3 separate regions of the Homo sapiens genome follow, and regions 1 and 3 are each linked to region 2. A link is a loop called in an ENCODE intact Hi-C map of the cell type or tissue named here. Cell type or tissue: heart right ventricle. All regions are shown on one strand. Region 1 has its middle 20 kb from the start of YPEL2. Region 2 holds the start of LOC124904040 (a long non-coding RNA gene). Region 3 holds the start of YPEL2 (yippee like 2).

What was found. Hi-C counts contacts between places; a loop is a spot of excess contacts. Peaks named below come from ENCODE experiments on the same cell type or tissue, not always from the same donor. Only the 100,000 strongest peaks of a DNase experiment are listed, where the experiment ranks them.
Region 1: a loop joins it to region 2, with 6 times the contacts of the local background. A loop is called at or near these places in 105 of 110 quality-filtered maps.
Region 3: a loop joins it to region 2, with 5 times the contacts of the local background. A loop is called at or near these places in 110 of 110 quality-filtered maps.

Annotation. Positions count from the first base shown.
Region 1 is chr17:59,308,815-59,313,814 of GRCh38, reverse strand. No RefSeq gene overlaps it. Among named protein-coding and RNA genes, the nearest start is that of YPEL2, 20 kb to the left of the region's middle. RefSeq lists an enhancer at 2,481-2,550 and a silencer at 2,533-2,827. In heart right ventricle, a CTCF peak has its summit at 2,661 (motif pointing left); a DNase peak (open chromatin) is centred at 2,670.
Region 2 is chr17:59,438,115-59,443,114 of GRCh38, reverse strand. All of the region lies in intron 2 of LINC01476 (long intergenic non-protein coding RNA 1476), which reads left to right. It overlaps LOC124904040 (a long non-coding RNA gene), which reads right to left and starts at 2,442. Exons shown (of 3, transcript XR_007065867.1): 1 at 1,987-2,442; 2 at 1,479-1,650. RefSeq lists a silencer at 6-211 and enhancers at 2,240-2,299, 2,310-2,419. In heart right ventricle, a CTCF peak has its summit at 2,124 (motif pointing right); a DNase peak (open chromatin) is centred at 2,154; H3K4me3 peaks cover 595 bases; H3K27ac peaks cover 3,928 bases.
Region 3 is chr17:59,327,412-59,332,411 of GRCh38, reverse strand. YPEL2 (yippee like 2) reads right to left here and starts at 757. Exons shown (of 5, transcript NM_001005404.4): 1 at 588-757. RefSeq lists an enhancer at 1-261 and a silencer at 472-991. In heart right ventricle, a CTCF peak has its summit at 2,680; DNase peaks (open chromatin) are centred at 791, 1,641 and 2,731; H3K4me3 peaks cover 2,453 bases; H3K27ac peaks cover 5,000 bases.

The DNA of each region.
Region 1 (5,000 bases), 130 kb after region 2:
TATAGTATCAACTTCGAAGGGATAGCAATGAGATACAATAGTTCTTATTCACCTCACATGATCATGCCACTTTTACACACCTGTTAGAATAGAAAGAATTATTTAAAGTAGTTGGGCCAGGCATGGTGGCTCACGCCTGTAATCCCAGCACTTTGGGAGGCCGAGGTGGGCAGATCACTTAAGGTCAGGAGTTCAAAACCAGCCTAGCCAACATGGTGAAACCCCATCCCTACTAAAAATACAAAACTTAGCTAGGTGTGGTGGTGTGTGTCTGTAATCCCAGTTACTCGGGAGGCTGAGGCAGAAGAATCGCTTGAACACAGGAGGTGGAGGTTGCAGTGAGCCAAGATGGAGCCATTGCACGCCAGCCTGGGCAACAGAGCAAGACTTCATCTAAAAAAAAAAAAAAAAAGCCAGGTGTGGTGGCTCACGCCTGTAATCCCAGCACTTTGGGAGGCTGACGTGGGTGGATCGCCCAAGGTTGGGAGTTCGAGACTAGCTTGACCAACATGGAGAAACCCCATCTCTACTAAAAATACAAAATTAGCCAGGCATGGTGGCACATGCCTGTAATCCCAGCTACTCAGGAGGCTGAGGCAGGAGAATTGCTTGAACCTGGAGGCAGAGGTTTCAGTGAGCTGAGATCGCACCATTGCACTCCAGCCTGGGCAAGAAGAGTGAAATTCCATCTCAAAAAAAAAAAAAAATAGTTGGACTTCTTTATTCTATTCAAAGTTTTTTTTCTTTGGTGTCAATCTTCGTTTTTCTTAACTGATACTGCTGCATAAAGTGAGAAGATGGATTTGTTTGTGAAGGTGGCATTTCACATGACAGTCACCAAATTATTCCCTTGAGATCAGCAATAAGATTCTAAGGCCGGGCGTGGTGGTTCACACTTGTAATCCCAACACTTTGGGCCGCCAAGATGGGAGGATCCCTTGAAGCCAGACTGGGCAACAGCAAGATCCTATCTCTACAAAAAATAAAAATAAGAAAATTAGCTAAGCGTGGTGGCACACATCTATAGTCCCAGCTATTTGGGAGGCTGAGGTGGGAGAATCACTTGAGCCCAGGAATGCAAGGCTACAGTGAGCTATGATCATGCCACTGCACTCGAGCCTGGGTGATGTAATGAGAACTAAGTCAAAAAAAAAAAAAAACAGAATTCTAGGAAATTCATCATTTTAAAGGCTTCTTTGCTTATTTTGCCAAGGCAGTACTTGATCAGATGCTTTTTAAAATTAATAGACCATTTTAGGCCAGGCGCAGTGGCTCATGCATGTAATCCCAGCAATTTGGGAGGCCGAGGCGGGCAGATCACCTGAGGTCATGAGTTCAAAACCAGCCTGGCCAACATGGTGAAACCCCATCTCTACTAAAAATACAAAAATTAGCCGGGCGTGGTGGCGGGCACTTGTAATCCTAGCTGCTCAGGAGGCCGAGGCAGGAGAATTGCTTGAACCCAGGAGGCAGAGGTTGCAGTGAGCCGAGATCATGCCAGCCTGGGTGACAGAGTGAGAATCTGTCTCAAAATAAAATAAAATTAAATTAAAATTAATAGACAAATTTTAGAGTGGTTTTAGATTTACTGAAAAGCTGAACAGCATATAGAGTCCTCATATAACCCTGCCCTTGACATAGTTTCCTGTATTATTAATATTGCATATTAGTGTAGCACATTTGCTATAATTATGCAGATTTCTTTAGTTTTTACCTGATGTCCTTTTTTCTGCTCCAGTATCCCAGCCAGGAGACGACTTTACATTTAGTTGCCATGTCTCCTTGGGCTTCTCTTGGTTGTCATAGTTTCTCAGACATTCCTTGGTTTTGATGCTGTTTTCTTTTTTCTTTTTTTTTTTTTTTTCCGAGACAGAGGCTCGCTCTGTCGCCCAGGCTGGAGTGCAGTCGCATGATCTCAGCTCAAGGCAACCTCCGCTTCCTGGGTTCAAGCGATTCTCCTGCCTCAACCTCTTGAGTAGCTGGGACCACAGGCACTCGCTGCCACACCCAGCTAATTTTTGTATTTTTAGTAAAGATTGGGTTTCACTGTGTTGGCCAGGCTGGTCTTGAATGCCTGACCTCAGGTGATCCATCTGCCTCGGCCTCCCACAGTGCTGGGATTACAGGCGTGAGCCACTGCGCCCAGCCAGTTTTGATGGTCTTGACAGTGTTGAGAAGTTCTCATCAGGTATATTGCAGGCCACCCCTCTATTAAGATTTGTCTGATGCTTTTCTCATGACTAGACTGGGGTCATGTGTGTTTTGGGGGGATGACACAGAGGTAAAGTGCCATTTTCATGACATCATATCAAGGGTACATACTATCAATATGATTTATCAGTGTTGATGTTCTCCTGGATCACCTGGCTGATTGTCAGGTTCCCCCACTGTAGTGACTCCTCCCAGTCCTTGTCATACTCTTTGGACAGAAGTCACCATGCAGAGCTTACACTTAAGGAGTGAGGAGTTATAGTCCCCTCCTTTGCAGTAGAGTAGTTACATAATTTATTTGGAATTCTTCTGCATGGGAGATTGATCAACTGCTTTAGTGTGTAAACCTACTGTCACCATCCACCAAGTCATAACAATCTATTTGGTGGCGCCCTTAGCCCTGTATTGTCCAGATTAGAACTATAATGGGGTCTAGGGAGACCTCTCGTGGTAAAATAAGGGCATAACTAGCCAGCTACACGCTCTCATTTTATGCCATTGACTTTCCTTTAACGCAGTGGTTCTCAATCAAGGGCAATTTTGCCCGCCAGCCCCAGGGAGCATTTGACAATATGGGGAGAAATTTTTGGTTGCCACAACTTTTGGAAAGCGATGTTATTGGCACCTAGCAAGTGGAGACGGAGATCCTGCTAAACATACAGTGATTAAGACACAAACAACAAAAAATTATCTGAGCCAAAATGTCAATAGTGCTGAGGTTTAGAAACTCTGTGATTAACAGCTTTATAAAAGTTACAGATAATGTTCAAAGGGATACATTATAATGTGAAGGAGGAAAAGACCTTATTTTGTGAAGGATGAATTCTTAAAAAAAAAAATACAGCTGGAAGGGTAGCAGAATATGTCACACCAAAATATGCCATTTCAGCATATTAACTATGTTGAGCTGAAGACAATTGAGAAGAAGCAAATACAAGGAAAACTCTCTGCCATCCCCGTATTTGTCTAAAAGCAGGTCATAAATTTGTAAAGGTGGCGCCTCTCCTGAGACAGAGTCTTCCTCTGTTGCCCAGGCTGGAGCGCAGTGGCACCATCATAGCTCACTGCAGCCTTCATCTCCCAGGCTCAAGCGATCCTCCCACCTCAGCCTCCTGAGTAACTGGGCCTACAGGTGTGCACCACCAAGCTGGGCTAATTTTTCTATTTCTTGTAGAGACTGGGTCTCCTTATGTTGCCCAGGCTGGTCTTGAACTCCTGGACCCAAGTGATCTGCCTGCCTCGGCCTCCCAAAGTGCTGTGATTACAGGCATGAGCAACTGCTGGCCAATTTATTTTTGAGTCAGGGCCTCACTTTGTCGACAGGGCTGGAGTGCAGTAGTATGATCATAGTTCATAGCAGCCTTGAACTTCCAGGCTCAAGGAATCCTCTCTCCTCAGCCTACCAAGTTGCTAGGGGCTACGGGCACTTGCCATCACACATGGCTAATTTTTTTTTTAATTTTATTTTATTTTTGAGGTAGAGTTTGGCTGTTTTTGTTTGTTTGTTTGTTTTTTTGTTTGAGACGGAGTTTCGCTCTCGTTGCTCAGACTGGAGTGCAATGGCGCAATCTCGGCTCACTGCAACCTCCACTTTCCGGGTTCAAGCGATTCTCCTGCCTCAGCTTCCCGAGTAGCTGGGATTACAGGCATGCGCCACCACACCCGGCTAATTTTGTACTTCTAGTAGAGACGGGATTTCTCCATATTGGCCAAGCTGGTCTCGAACTCCTGACCTCAGGTGATCTGCCCACCTCGGCCTCCCAAAGTGCTGGGATTACAGGCGTGAGCCATCATGCCAGGCCTGGAGTTTCACTCTTGTTGCCTAGGCTGGAGTGCAATGGTGCAATGTCTGCTCACTGCAACCTCCGCCTCCCAGGTTCAAGCAATTCTCCTGCCTCAGCCTCCTGAGTAACTAGGATTACAGGCGCCTGCCACCACACCCAGCTAATTTTTTCGTATTTTGAGTAGAGACGGGGCTCTACCATGTTGGCTAGGCTAGTCTTGAACTCCTGGCCTCAAACGATCCGCCCACCTCAGCCTCCCAAAGTGCTGGGATTACAAGTGTGAGGCACTGCACCGGCTGCTAATTTATTTTTATTTTTATTTTTTTTTGAGACAGGGTCTCACTCTGTCGCCCAGGCTGGAGTACAGTGGCGTGATCTGGGCTCACTGCAGTCTCCTCCTCCCGGTTTCACGCCATTCTCCTGCCTCAGCCTCCCAAGTAGCTGGGACTACACGTGCCCGCCACCACGCCCCCCTAATTTTTTTGTATTTTTATTAGAGACAGGGTTTCACCGTGTTAGCCAGGATGGTCTCGATCTCCTGACCTTGTGATCCGCCCGCTTCAGACTCCCAAAGTGCTGGGATCACACGTGTGAGCCACCGTGCCCGGCCCCGCTAATTTTTTTCTTTTTCTTTTTTTTTTTTTGAGACAGAGTCTCGCTCTGTCGCCCAGGCTGGAATGCAGTGGCGCAATCTCGGCTCACTGCAAGCTCCGCCTCCCGGGTTCATGCCATTCTCCTCCCTCAGCCTCCCGAGTAGCTGGGACTACAGGCGCCCGCCACTAAGCCCGGCTAACTTTTTGTATTTTTAGTAGAGACGGGGTTTCACCGTGGTCTCGATCTACTGACCTTGTGATCCGCCCGCCTCGGACTCCCAAAGTGCTGGGATTACAGGCGTAAGCCACCGCGCCCGGCCAGGCCATGCTAATTTTTAAAAGTTGGTTTTTCTGTAGAGATGGGGATCTCTCTATGTTGCCAAGGCTGGTTTCAAACTCTTAGCCTCAAGTG
Region 2 (5,000 bases):
ATCAAGACCAGCCTGGCCAACATGGTGAAACCCCGTCTCTACTAAAAAGACAAAAATTAGCTGGGCGTGGTGGTGGGCACCTGTAATCCCAGCTATTCAGAAGGCTGAGGCAGGAGAATCGCTTGAACCCAGAAGGTGGAGGTTGCAGTGAGCTGAGAACGTACCACTATACTCCAGCTGGGGAGACAGACTGGGACTGTGTCTCAAAAAACAAAGAAAAAAGAAATAAAGTAAATACAATCTGACACTTTTTATAGGAAAAGTTTTATTTATCTTTTTAAATTTTTATTTTTTTATTTTTATTTTATTTTATGTATTTTTTTTTTTTGAGACAGTCTCACTCTGTTGCCCAGGCTGGAGTGCAGTGGCACAATCTCAGCTCACTGCAACCTCCGCCTCCCGGGTTCAAGTAGTTCTCCCTGCCTCAGCCTCCCGAGTAGCTGGGATTACAGGGGCCCACCACCATGCCCAGCTAATCACCTGACCTCAGGTGATTCACCTGCCTTAGCCTCCCAAAGTGCTGGGATTACAGGCGTGAGCCACGGCACCCAGCCTATTTATTTATTTATTTATTTATTTATTTATTTATTTATTTTTAAGACAGGGTCTTGCTCTGTCATCCAGGCTAGAGTGCAACGGCACCATCATGGCTCACTGCAGCCTTGACCTCCTGGGCTCAAGTAGTCTTCCTGCCTCAGCCTCCCAAGTGGCTGGAACTACAGGCATGCACCACCACATCCAGCTAATTTTTAAAATTTTTTGTAAGATGAAGATGAAGAGATGAAGTCTTCCTGAGTTGCCCAGGCTCTTCTCGAACTCCTGGGCTCAAACAATCCTCCCGCCTCAGCCTCCTAAACTGCTGGGATTACAGGTGTGAGCCACGGCACCCAGCCTATTTATCTTTACTTTGCATATATTAGGTGCTCAATAAATGTTTCATGATTTATTGAAAGAATATATCAGAGCTTTCCAGTTGGACATGAAAAATTAACAAACTAGCTCTTTATATAAATTTCTAGGCACAATAGTCAATTTTAACAAATCGTAACACAAAGCATTTTGCAGTTCCCCAGTTTACCTGGTATTTGCTTGTTGCCTTGTCATTTGTTATTCAGAAGAAGACCACATGCCTTGAAAAAATCATATTAGTGCTTTAGCGTTCCAGATTGCAAAATGCTCTGTATTCATGTTTTCAAAGAGTTGGCCTTTGAGCTAAATATGTCTCATTGATATGTTTTATTTGGCTCAGAGTACTGTTGTTTGTTTTTAAGCAACATTAGCCGCCAACATTTAAAAATAAGGTGACTTCACATAATAATCCAAGTTTCCAGCTTCTCCTGAAAATGTGAAAGATCTAGCAATGTGGGTACACGGTTTGGTTAGGCCCATAATCACCTGGGACTGGTTGTTTCTGCTTCCTTAGATGGAGTGAGTACTCTCCTGTTTACCACAGTCCCCACCACTCCCAACAGCCTTACCTCTGGCTGCCTCCATCCAAGTACGATATCTGCGTGGCCTTTCTATAGACATTTGTATTTCGGATCCTTAGTCTAGGGGAGTATCATTTGCTACAAAGGCCCCTGAACTGCAACAGTAGCTGAAAACCACACATTTGCTTCATTTTCCAGGCTTGAAAACAGATTTGTGCATCTAAAGACAAAACAGGAAAGAATGACAATGCTATTAAGATGATGACTTTCATTCCAGCTAAAAGGCAACTTCATCCTCCCACCCCCTCTTTCCTTTTTCAAACAAGCCAGAGGACTTCACCCTCTTTCCTTTCCGCTATTCAGCTCCTTCCACCCACTCCATCTCCTGGTGTTGTTTACCTCAAACCCTGGGGTGCTGTCTCTCCCCAGTTCCCTGCTTCCTTGCTGACCTTAAAAACAACCTTGGTCATTTTTGTTTTTAGAGTTTTACTGCTAATCGCTGCAGCGAAACAGACAGGAAATAACAATACGGAGGAAATTATAAAGTTTAGAAGACCTTGTAGTTCTTAGTCATAGTCCCTGATTCCCTTAAAGCGGTGGCACCTGGAAGTGCATTATTTTTAGTCTCTCCTGTTAGACCCTCATAGCCGGTGGATGGAGAACAGAAAGGAAGAGTCTACCCTGCCTTGATAGAAGAGGAACCACTAGGTGGCAGCACAGGGCGTGTCTTTTCACGTCTTTCTACAACAGGCAGGCGGATGTGAGGCACCAACTTTTCTAGGAAGGGATAACTTAGTACCATATCAGGGCAAGCATTTGGGCTGAGACCAGTGAGAGAATACAAGTCAGCCAAGAGACTCCAGTCACATTGTGCTGTCAAGTAGCCAGCGTTGGAATTCTTGTCTCTTTGCCTTTCTCCCAAGTTGGCTGTTAGTTAACCTGTTAGGGCTGCTAGGAATCTTCTAGCCCAATACCTTCATTTTACAGATAAGTAAACCAAGGCCCTGAGAGACTTGACTCTCCTTTATTTATTTATTTTTTTTTTTTTGAGACAGGGTTTTGCTCTGTCACCCAGGCTGGGGTGCAGTGGGGCAATCATAGCTCACTGCAGCCTTGAACTCCCAGGCCCAAGCACCTCAGCCTCCTAAGTAGCTGGGACTACAGGTATGCACCACCAGATCTGGCTAATTTTTTACTCTTTTTGTAGAGATGGGGAGGGGGGTGGTCTTGCCATGTTGCTCAGGCTGGTCTCAAACTCTTGGCCTCAAGAGATCTTCCCAGCTCAGCCTCCGAGGTGTTAGAATTACAGGTGTGAGCGATGGCATCTGGCCTTGACTTTCCTCTTGCTGGTGTCATGCTAGGAGTCCAGCCAAGTGTCTTTCTGGTTTCATTAGTGCCGGCTTATCCTTCTGGTCTGTCCCTCCCAGTTAAAAAACATTTATTGGCTAGGATCATGCCTGTAATTCCGACACTTCGGGAGGCTGAGGTGGGAGGATCACTTGAGCCCAGGTGTTTGAGACAAGCCTGGGTAACATAGGGACACCCTGTCTCTATTTAAAAAGAAAATAGAAAAACGTTTATTGAAGTCTATTTAGTATGGTTAAAGGCTAATTTTCCTAGCTTCAGAGGTGAAACTAAGAGAGAATTCTTTGCCTCTGATGAAGTGGGACTTTCCACAGGAAACAGAGACTTACCAGGCACAGGAAAATAAAAGCTTTATGTCTGCTTCCAGCTACCTAACCCACCTGGGGGAAAAGCGAAGACCCCTCGTCCAGAAGGGGGTGTTACAGCTGTCAGCACTCTATGCGGGCTAGACTGTTTTGCCTTTTTATGGGATCAGCTGGTATAATTGTGGCGCTTATCAAGAGAATCCTAGGATTGCAGGGCTAGGCCATGCATACCCAAAATAACTCACCAATCTTCTCAAATTACATTAGTAAAACTATCTGTATTCCTAGATTTAAACACAAATTCAAACAACTGCACTATAACAAAAGCATGTCCTCAGGCTGCAGTTAATTTAGGGGGCAGTCTAGTGATCAAAGAGGAAACGCCTTATTGCAAGGTAGAATTTGCTTGAAGGGCTTGGGCCTCAGAAGGGAATTTTCCTAGAATACTACCAAAAGTCTTGCTTGTTTATGTTGAAGCACTATTCTGGGAATTACAAAGCCTTGCCACTCAAAAGTGTGGTCCTCCAACCAATAGCCGCACTTAGGTTGGCAATGCAGAATCTAGCCAGGCATGGTGATAGACGCCTATAGTCTCAGCTCCTTTGAGAAGCTGAGGTGGGAGGGTTGCTTGAGCCCAGGAGTTTGAGATTGCAGTGAGCTGTGACTGCACCACTGCACTCCAGCCTGGGCAACAGAGCAAAACTCCATTTAGAAAAAAAAAAAAAAAAAAGGAAAGAAAGAAAGCGAAGGAAGGAAGGAAAGAAAAGGAAGAAAGAAAGAGAGAGAAGAAACAAAGACAAAGAAATGCAGGATCTCAGGCCCAACCCATTCCTACTAAATCAGCTCTGCATTTTAGTAAGAAGCATTTAGCATTAATAAATATTTAACAGGTAACATTAATAAGCATATAATATGTAACAATAATAAGCATTTAATGTGCTTGTTAAAGTTTAAGAAGCACTGCTTTAGGATATCCAAGAGAAAAGGCCAAGAACAACAGCAACCAAACAAACCACACCCTTTCTCCTCCCAAATAGTCCCCACCTCAAGGAGCTTGTAGACTGGTTTAGGAACACAAACCACACATATGGAAAGTGGCATGAAAATGATCATTAAGAAAGATGCCGTTAATGCCGTGTGGGCTCCCCTAGGACATGTAGGACACACACATTTGGAGAGGGTGCATTTAAAAGAATGATTACAGTTAAGAGGCCAGGTGTGGTGACTCAGGCCTGTAATCTCAGCACTTTGAGAGGCGGAGGCAGGCAGATCACTTGAGGCCAGGAGTTTGAGACCAGCCTGATTAACATGGTGAAAACTCATCTCTACTAAAAATACAAAAATTAACCAGGCATGGTGGTGTGCACCTGTAATCTCAGCTACTCTGGAGGCTGAGGCAGGACAATTGCTTGAACCCAGGAGGCGAAGGTTGCAGTGAGCCCAGATCGGGCCAGTGCACTCCAGCCTAGATGACAGAGTGAGATTCTGTCTTAAAAAAGAAAAAAAAAAAAAAAGGATGATTACAGTTAAGAGGGGTCAGTCTGGGCAGTCTTCCTGCAGGTGGTGAGATTCTCCTTGGCTCTTGAATAAGGTGATAAGCATGTATTAATGGAGAAGGAAAGACAGAGAAGGGCATTGCAAGTGGACGGATCAGGACAAATCTGGGAGGAGGCAAATTGTAAATTCTAGACAGTGGCCTACAAATACTTAATTCTTTTATGCATATTCCCAGACTTTCACTAGATCCTTGCAGCTACACACGTCACACATTAACGTGGCTGCACACACGTTATTTAGTCACGTTACATTTTAGTCAGTGGTTCTCATGGAACTTCTTCAGATGTGTTCACCCACATACAGACTTTTTTCTTTGGATTCGTACAGGCAGGTCTTCACCTCT
Region 3 (5,000 bases), 110 kb after region 2:
CGGCCAGGGAGGAACTCGGCTGCGGTTACCTCGACCCGGGTCGGGGCAGACGACGCGCTCCGAGAAATTTCGAGGGCGCCCAGTCCCACAGTGGAAGGCCCCCAGGGCGGCGCCCCTGGACCTAAGTGTCCCCAGGACTCTCCGAGGGAAACGCGGCGTCACGAGAGGACGGAGGGCGTCCCCAGCCCCACCCGGACCCCATGGAGTCCGAACCCATGGGGACGACGCGGAGGAGGAAGCGGCGATTCCAGCTCCGCACCCCCGCCCCAAACCTGGCCCCGCAGACTCGCCCAGCCCCTGGCGCGCGTCTCCCGCCCCGGCCGGGGGTCCCGCGCCCTTGGGCTCCCTCCGCGAGCGGCCGCGGGCCCGGCAGTGTTTGTAAACAAACCGGTCACGTGGCCCGGCGGCCGCTCCCCGTCCCCGGCGCCCACGGGGACCCCACGCGGAACCGAGGGCGCCGCACCCCCAACCCCGCGCAGGCCCGGCCGGGGGAGTCCGGAGGCCGGGGCCGGGGACCCAGAGCCCGAGCTGACAGCGCGCCCCACGCCCACGCGCGCCCGGCCCGCGCCGCACTCCGGTGCACTTACCCGGCGACAGGCGGCCCTGTCCGGCCAGCGTGGGGCTTGGCTCCGCTGGGGTGCGCAGCGGCGAAGCGCGGCCCGGCTGGGGCTCGGGCTCCCGGCACGCTCTTAAAGCCACAGTCTCCGCCACCGCCGCGGCCGCCACTCCGCATCCCTCCGGGTCCGGGCCGGGGGCTACCCCGTGATGGACGCGCCCCCGCACCTATCCCCTCGGCTCAGCACATAGCAACACGCCGCGGGTTGGCCGGGCGCAGCCGCAGCCCATCCGCGCAGAGCCAATCATCAGAGGACGGAACTCCGCCCCCCGCTTCCCCGACCGCCCACTCCCCCACCCCTCGGCCCGGCCCAGCCTGGGCTAGGGGAGAGCGGCTGGTTAGGGTCCCGCCCGTCCCGGCAACTTGCCGGAGGGCAGGGACCCAGAGTGCCAAAGCTGGGTGGGCTCTCAGCGCCTAGGAGGAGGCCGTTTATTTGAGTTTGGGGTTTGTCCCCAGGGCAGGGCTGGGATTCCCAGAACCTGGGTTGTATTTTGGGGCGGGGGGATTTGCAGTGCATCTCCCTGGAGGCTCAAGATAGTCATTCCTTTCTTACGTTTTAAACCTCGCCCTAAGCCATAGCCTAAGTTACCAGAAGTGGCCCTCAGGCCCCGGGTAATTGAATTTAAAATGATAGGGGGGAGGGGGGAGGGATAGCATTAGGAGATACACCTAATGCTAAATGACGAGTTAATGGGTGCAGCACACCAACATGGCACATGTATACATATGTAACAAACCTGCACATTGTGCACATGTACCCTAAAACTTAAAGTATAATAATAATAAAATTAAAAGAAAATGATAGTGCTAGTTGCACCCAGCCCACCCATGCCTTGCTCAGAAGCCAGGCATTTCCCCTCTTCTCTCTGCCCTGCTAGTAATTTCGGCGAATTAAAAGTACGAAAGGGGCTTAGTGGAATTGAAGACCGCCCCATTGCTGCTAATTTTCCATGACTTTCAGAGGCAGATGACGGTAATTAGAGTGGGATGGTCCGAGTGACCAGAGGGGAGGAGTCCACGTTCTGGGTCACCGGGGTGGTGCTTTTCAAGGAAGAGCAGGTTAAAAAATAACCTCGTGGCAGTCAGGAAACCAGGGAGGCACCAGGTGGGTGGAGTGGGGCAGTTTCCCAGCAGGAAAACAGGACAGTTTGATAAAGAATGTTGGCACGGACAAGGTGAACAAAGCAGGTCCTGCCTTTCGCTCAAGACACTGGGGTTCCGCAGTTCCTCTGGGAACTCTTCCTCCAAGGAAACTAGTGTTTTACTGTGCAGCCATCAGGATGTGAGGTGCTGCAGGAGGTGCAGCTGACTCTCCGCCTTCCACACACTGGTTTGCACGTACACCCAGAATGCTGGCTCACCTGCATCTCCACCCAGCTGTTTTTAAAATATGCTTGGTCAACCAAATTGTATTCAGTTAATATCTATTGCATGTGAATCCAGTCACCAAGGTTAGTAAAAACAACAAAACACCCCAAATACCTCAGTATTGTGGGGCTGACATATCAGCCTCAGATTTGCAGTTTCAGTGTAAACAAAGGCTATGTCCTGGTTCACAACTGACTAGTTTGGAGAGTCTAAAACGGGGGGGGGGGGGGAATGCTTTCAGATGAGAGGAATCACAAACAAGAACTGTTTAGCATTTAATCCTTAATCTAAGATGTGATGGATTCTTTAGATTAGTAAGAGCTTGCCGTCTCGCCCTGATCTGCTTCTTGAGCAAGTTTCTTTGTCTCTCCAGGCCTAGGTTTCCACAGTTTAAAACAAGGAGGGTTGAAATAGGATGATCTCAAGTCCCTTCCAGCTCTGAAATTCTAAGTAGGGCCAGAAAGTCATGTTTGTTACAACGTTTCCGCAATATTGTGTGAGCGAATATTTGTGTTGCCACATCACCACTTCCTAACAGTAGATGCTGAATTAGTTTAACACCCTAGGATATTGGTATGTTATGTAACAAGACTGGTGGCTACTGTTTCTGTTTAAATAAAAGATAACGTTAGCTAAAGAAGACTAGCCTGATACAGTGGTTTCAGAGGGAGCTCTGAGGACCCCTTCAGGCCTGCTGTGTGTATGCAGGGGACTGGAAGAGGCCCCAGACCTTAGGGTCAGGAGACAATAAAACCAGCCAGCCGGCCAATAACAAAAAAAGTGTTAAGCCTGATCATGCCTCCTCCCAGTCAAAAAGAGCCAAGCATTTTGAGCTGGTAAAGGAGAAGGGAGAGGTGAAACAATGAAGTAAGTGAAACAAAGTAATAGATGCAACTTCTCTGAACCCAGAGGGGGCACTTGAATTGTCCCTCAATACATTTTCTCAGTGCCTACTATGAGCAGAATTCCCTGCTTGACTTGGATGATAGTATTCTGAAGAATCTACTGAGAGGAGAGACGCTGAGGCCAATGGAGAGTTGGTGAAATGAGACAGATGTTTATCCTGGAAAGCAAAAAGAGATGGAGAGAGAGAGAGAAATAAACAGATCTGTTCAGAGTCAGCCAAGGCTTAAACAAACAAACAAACAAAAACCCTTGCTGGTAAAAGTTTGAGAGATTCCTGGCCTCACAGATTATCAGCCTGCCTTTGTCAATGGAACAGTACCTCTGTCTCCTCTGTGTGAAGCCAAATTCATTCATTCCCAGAGCCTTCACGGAATTATTTTCCAGCAACCTCTCACTAATCCCATCTTCCCGCTGTTGCCATATTGGTGCTACTGCTGCTGTGAACAGAGTCACTTTTATGTGTTCACCTTACTTAACCTCTCAACCTTCACATTATTAATTTGAAATAATTAATTACATCTTCCTTCCCCTCACCCGCCATCCCCCAGTTCATCAACAGGTCCTGTCAGTTTCACTTCACAAATATGTATTTGCTGTGAACACATCTGCCTTTGCTGCTGCACCCTGGTTGGAGCCACCAACATCTCTTGCCTAGAATAAGCAGCAGCTTCCCAACTGATCTCCCTGCTTCCAGCCCATTCTCTGTGCAGCAGCCAGATGGTACTTCTAAACAAACTCCTTCTGGTGGCCCACAGGCCCTAGTAACCAGGCCTGCCAACCTCTCTGGTCTTCCACCATCTGTCCTTTGCTCAAACTGCTGCAGTCAAGCTGGCCTTTTTTCTGTTCCTCGTCCTGTTGTAGGGTGTTTGTATTTGCCATCCCCTCCACCTGGAATACCTTGCCCCCAGAAGGCTGCCTCTTCACCATTTGGTTCTGAGGTCAAATGCCAGGTGCAGTGGCTCATGCCTGTAATCCCAGCACTTTGGAAGGCCAGAGCAGGCAGATCACCTGAGGTCAGGTGTTCGAGACCAGCCAACATGGTGAAACACCGTCTCTACTAAAAATACAAAAATTAGCTGGGCATGGTGGCGGGCATCTGAAATCCCAGCTTCTAGGGAGGCTGAGGCAAGAGAATCGTTTCAACAGGAGGCGGAGGTTGCAGTGAGCCAAGATCACACCACTGCACTCCAGCCTGGGAGACAGAGCAAGACTCTGTTTAAAAAAAAAAAAAAAGCCTCCTCCAGAGAGGAGGACTACCCATTCATACATGCCATGCCCCCTTTCTATCATAACCCCAATTTATTTTCTTCATAATACATATCACTCTCTCAAATAATCTTTTTCATTTCTTTGTGCTTTTTTTTTTTTTTTGGTCCCATCCAGCTCTGAAGTGTAAACTCTGTGTAAACATCAGAGGGACCTGTCTGTCTTGCTTCCTGTTGTGTCCCCAGTGCCAAGAACAGTGACTAGCACTCAACAAATTTTTGAGTGACTATCTGAACAAATGCATGAATGTGCCTACTGCCTCATATCTTTGTCCCTGCGGCTTCTTTCACTTGGAATATTGTTCTCTCCTTTACCCCCTTCCCCACCCCTCAGCCCTTTCCTCTCATCCCATCTCAAATCCATTTGCCTGATGATTCAGTCCAAAGATTGGATCAAGTATCACTTCTGTGGAGGAATTTCCCGTAGCCTCCCCAGAAAAATTAATTTTCCTTTTCTTAGTACCCTACATAGCACTTTACTCAGAGCTCCATTACATCACCCCACACTCTACACTCCCAATTAAGAGTTATCAGTTATCTGTCCTCTCTGCCAGTCCTTCTTGGGCTGGAACCTTATCAGATCGTCCTTGTATTTTCAGCACCTGGCACATGGTAGGCCCTCCCTAAGGGTTTATATCTGAGTTGAATCCAGTGGGAATCCAAGCAGAAATTGATAGGATCTGTTCTCAGAGTATACTGATCAACAGATAGAAGTCTTACTTTGTAGTATGATAACATTAAACTTGAAACTTCAGGCTATTCTATATAAAAGGGACAACCTACATTTTAAAAATCACAATACAATGGAAACTTCCTGAAGGCTAGAGGCCACAGGCTCTCACGCT